Regions from separate parts of the Homo sapiens genome. Here region 1 is linked to region 2. Evidence: read pairs that join two places in POLR2A ChIA-PET (ENCODE). Cell type or tissue: A673. All regions are shown on one strand. Region 1 overlaps C1orf21 (chromosome 1 open reading frame 21). Region 2 overlaps NIBAN1 (niban apoptosis regulator 1).

The links. Peaks named below come from ENCODE experiments on the same cell type or tissue, not always from the same donor. Only the 100,000 strongest peaks of a DNase experiment are listed, where the experiment ranks them.
Region 1: POLR2A ChIA-PET joins it to region 2 with 10 read pairs; 2 of 35 experiments call an interaction of 5 or more read pairs at or near these places.

The regions. Positions count from the first base shown.
Region 1 is chr1:184,455,592-184,458,091 of GRCh38, reverse strand. All of the region lies in intron 1 of C1orf21 (chromosome 1 open reading frame 21), which reads right to left. Among named protein-coding and RNA genes, the nearest start is that of C1orf21, 70 kb to the right of the region's middle. In A673, no CTCF peak of the experiment used is centred here; no DNase peak of the experiment used is centred here.
Region 2 is chr1:184,791,857-184,794,356 of GRCh38, reverse strand. NIBAN1 (niban apoptosis regulator 1) reads left to right here. Exons shown (of 14, transcript NM_052966.4): 14 at 1-2,500. Among named protein-coding and RNA genes, the nearest start is that of EDEM3, 38 kb to the right of the region's middle. In A673, no CTCF peak of the experiment used is centred here; a DNase peak (open chromatin) is centred at 1,546; H3K27ac peaks cover 943 bases.

The sequences.
Region 1 (2,500 bases), 340 kb after region 2:
TAGAATCAGGCTCTACTATGTACCAACTATGAGACCCAGAGAAAGTTAATTACTCTAAATCTCAGTTTCCTCTTTTATAAAATGGGTATAATACTATCTACCTTACAGGATCATTCTGAGAATTTGAAACAATATCTACAAAGCAACTGCTATGATGCCAAGCACGTAGTAGGAACTTAATTGAAGATATCTATCCTTATAAATAAGCGAATACTTATCAGGAAGTACACATGCCTTTAAATGATAAAATGGCTATTATTTCCTAAATGCTCTTTATACTTAGCTGTCACTCCCATAAAAATGCTTCAGGATACTCAAAGCTGATGCAATCTCACTTTCTCTTTATTTATGTTACAGCCCATAGCAAACCAGACTGAGGAAAGAGAATAGAGAAGCAAGCACATGGATAGCTGGCAAGATACCCATCGGAGAGGCACCAAAGAGCCAGGAGCAGATGCAAAAGCCCAGAATAGTCTGGAAAATGCAGTACAGAGACAGCAGCTTTCAATGACTGAGCCCCAAAACCAGTGTTCATGTGAATGATCACAAAGAGGTCAGATTGCCTGCGGTAGACTTATTCTGCTTAAGAAGCCGAAAGAAATAGAATCTATGTAAAAATATATATATATATTTATATTCAACTAGTTAGCCTGGAGTCCTTCCAGCTGGAATCCATGTCTTTTCCCTTTAGGTTCTCATAGCATTTTGTTTGCTTCTCCACGACAGAGCTAAGCACAGTCTGTTTGATGACGTTAGTCTACGCATCAGGAGAACACAAACCCCTTGAAAGCAGGTAACCAGTTTTACTCATCTTTGCTCAGTAAGTATTTGTTGAATATACCAATTTACTTTTCAAGATAACGGATGCAATTCTAGTCACTTCTATGTCCTCAACAAGTTCCTTCCTTTAAGAATTAAGTTATAATATTCTGTAAGTATCTTCATGGCTTATTGATTACACAGCAACAGCATTTATGGATCATTTATTTACAACTTTAAAATACTGGGGGCACTATTATCATAATTATAGGGCAAGAGATAGTATCAAACCAAGTGATCACCATCACCTTCTCCAGAAAGCTGCCCCAGATACATTCTTCTGCCTAGTTTGGTTTTATAACTCTCTAAATGCTCAAACCATTTATTCATTTTTTTCGGTCAACATATACTGCTGCTGTGGGTCCAACATTATACTGAGCACCCCTGGAGACATCTAAGAATACATATATGAAAGGTTTTGTCTTCAATGAAGTGATTGTCACAGAGTAAAAGATGAGCAAGTAAGAAACTGCAATATAATAAGGTAATTGATATAACTAGCATGAAGCCAAGCATAGGAGATAAAGTTACAAAGTGTGCCTATCGGATGGAGTCAAGAAAAACTGTGCAGAGAAGGGAGGATTTTAGTTGAGTATTGGTGAAAGTTAACATGAAAAATATCAAATCTGGCACCTGTGCTATCATAACTGTTTCTAAAGAAAAAATATCAAATCTGGCACCTGTGCTATCATAACTGTTTCTAAAGAGGAACAGTGGAACTGTCTTTACCGTAAAAGAATATAAACATATCATAACCTTTCTGAAGGTCATCGAATTTCTATTTCATATTGCCTTTTTGCTGTTAGCTATGACAGTGAAATTACTTAACTTGGTTAATTAAAGAGGAAGTTAAATTTAAGGAAGAAGCACTCACTGAAAAGAGATCAGATGTCAACCTGACAACCCACAGCAAGGAAGAATCGGGTTTCAGTATATATACTCTTGTCAAACTTAAAATGAGATTCAGAAAATATAACTAAGCATAGAGTTGATTCAAGCACAAAGCTTGAGGACAGGCACACAGAAAACACAGACTCCAAAGGGATGGGGTCAGTGGTTCAAAATAGAGAAGCTAAGGTTTCACTTATATAGGCAGAAACAGTTTTGGGAGGATGGCAACATTTTCCCTACAAGGCCAATATGTACATTGCAGTGATTTGATTAATATAGCTTGCTACATCCCAAGGAAGGCTGCTTTAACATTCTGTGAGGAGGAGTAATGTTCTGAGAGGGTCTTACCTCTGGCACCACTCAGTCATTCCTACTCATTTACAGGAAAAACCAGAAGTTACAACTGTATACTCACATGACTCAAGCTACATAGACACATTCCTCTCAGGGCTCAAAATAATTTAACGTTCCAAAGGCTTTAACACTCTACACCTATACATAGAGAATTATACAGTTTCTTGATGTGTTTCTAGGGTTGCTATCAAAAATTTAACAGTGAAAACCAAACATGAATAGTATTCATAATATCCCAAAGTCTGAATGTTATATATTCACCCATTCATGATCCCATTCAGCAGATATTTATTCAGGCCCTGGTAGTGCCAGGAGCCATTCTAGATGCTGGAGCTATGATGGGAACAAGGAATGAAGTTTTCAGTGGTTATCTGAAAGGTTATTTGAAATATCTTAATATTAGCAATCCTAGAAAGGTAATCATTGATGGCAGTAT
Region 2 (2,500 bases):
TACTCATCCTGCTATCAATTTCTTATTAATTAATCTTGATGATTCTTATTAATTAATCACATTTGCAGGAAATTCAGATGAGGCAAGAAAATTTTATTGGCCTGGGTAAGACTGAAAGCATTCCAAATTAGGCTTAGACTGTGCAAAGGGCTTAGCTAAGTTATCGAGCTTAAAACCCGTCAATTAAACAAACATTATTTGAACAGTTACTGCATGCCACGCACTGTGTTGGGCTTAGTAATAAAAAAAAGAAAAGATAAGTGCTTGTTCTAGCATAAATTAAAAGGTCCAAGGGAATTTAATCTGGAAGAGAACATATGCCAATTTTTAAACTATGACAGCTTTTTTTTTTCTCTTTCCATTCAAATAGTCCTGGTTCATTCCCAGAAGGGCACAAAATGAATGAATAAATAAATAAATGAATAAAGACAAAAGCCAAGGTGTATGCTCTCAAGTTCCAAAGATGTTATCAAAAGCTGAAATCATTTGTTTGGTCATTCAGCAAGCTAATTGAGTCTCTGTTATATACCAAGCACTGGGGATACCATGGCGAAAAACAACTTTGTTCCTTCCTCCTAGAACTTACATTTTAATGGAAATAGACAAAACACATCTTCTTAACGGATGGTGACCTATAACCATTAATGTTGAAAATGGAAGAGACTTGCTTCCAAAAGATTAAAAGGAGTTGTTCTTTTCTCCTTCAGAAAAATACCAGATCATTTCCTAAAATCTCCAGTCCCAAGTATTACATCGTGGTTTCCCTCCCCGACTTTTTATTTTATTTTATTCTATTTTTTTGAGATGGAGTCTCACTCTGTCGCCAAGGCTGGAGTGCAGTGGTGTGATCTCGGCTCACTGCAACCTCCGCCTCCTGGGTTCAGGAGATTCTCCTCTGTCAGCGTCCCAAGTAGCTGGAATTACAGCCATGCGGCACCATTCCCGGCTAATTTTTGTATTTTTGGTAGAGATGGGTTTTCACCATGTTGGCCAGGCTGGTCTCAAACTCCTGATTTCAAGCGATCCACCCACCTCGACTTCCCAAAGTGCTGGGATTACAGCGTGAGCTACCTGGCCCCTCCCCAAATTTTAACATCAGATCTCAACATATTTGTTGAGAACTTGTTTAGATCATCACTATCGAGTAAATTTATGTCAGTTCTTTAGAGCATTTGCTTCACACACAGTTCAACCATTTAACCAGAAATTAAAATATCACCCTTTTCAGCCCTCCCATGAAGAATTTCTAGGTCATAAACATGAATAATACTCAGTATATGTATAATATCATATTTAATTGTTGCAACTTTTCTTGGCGTGTTTAAATCCTCATGTCTTTGAGGGATCCCACCACAGGTGAAGGAAGTAAAGACCACTTCTCCCCCAGTCTCTGCTTTCTGCAGTGCTCACTCATATCCTGGCATTTAGCATGGTGTGTTGAAATTAGGTTTACTTCTTGTCTCTCCAAGTGGCTCCTCTCTTAAAAGACAGAAACTAGGGTTTAGTCATCATTTGTGCTTCCTGCTAGAAACCCACAGCCTTGAATAATGGCTTCCTGCCTCCTTGAGTCACTTTAATATCCCTGGTGCATAGGACCTGGCATGCGTCAGGCTGCTCGGGAAATGTGGGAACTGGACACCCAGAACACTGCTGTGCTGGGGCTATTTGGGGCCTGCTGTCAGGCAGAAAGACGTTTTGAATTGGGCTTTCTGCCCTTGTTGAGTTTTCTCTTAAGTAAAGTCCAAAGTCCAAGGGGCAGATGGCCAGATGCACTGCCCAGTAAGGCAGGAAGCCAAAGAGGCAGTGCCCAGCCCCACAAAGGCTGCCCGACTCCCTGGGACAGTAGTGTGGAGTCCCAGCCCAGGCTGACCTCACACCGGAGCTTCCTAGCTTCCTTTCTTTGCTCAATGCAGGGCTTCTTGCACCCCCTGGAAAGCTAAGAGATTTTTTTCAACCCTAAAAGAGAGTACCTTTCACTGCATTGGATGGATGAACATCAGTGCCCTAACTTTATCCATCATGTAGGTCAGGGAGGACTGGGCACTATTTGGCAGGATGTACTCCAGAATATAATCAAAGAATTTTCTGTACATATTTCACTAAAGACAAGTTTTTGGGCTGGATGTGGTAGCTTACACCTATAATCCCAGCACTTTGGGAGGCTGAGGTGAGAGGGTCACTTGAGCCCAGGAGTTCTAGACAAGCCTGGGAAACATAGCAAGATCTCATCCTTACAAAAAATAATAATGGTGTGTGCCTGCAGTCCTAGCTACTTGGGTGGTTGAGGCAGGAGGATTGTTTGAGCGAGGGAAGTTGAGGCTGCAGTGAACTATGATTTTACCACTGCACTCCAGCTTGGGCAACAAAATGAGACCCTGTCTCAAAAAAAAAAAAAAAGTTTTCTAGAATAAGCAGGATGATTGTTTAATTTGAAGATGGAACAGGAAACTAGAGTGCATTTAAAATACTCTGTCTTCATTTTAACATGTTGAATGGAATA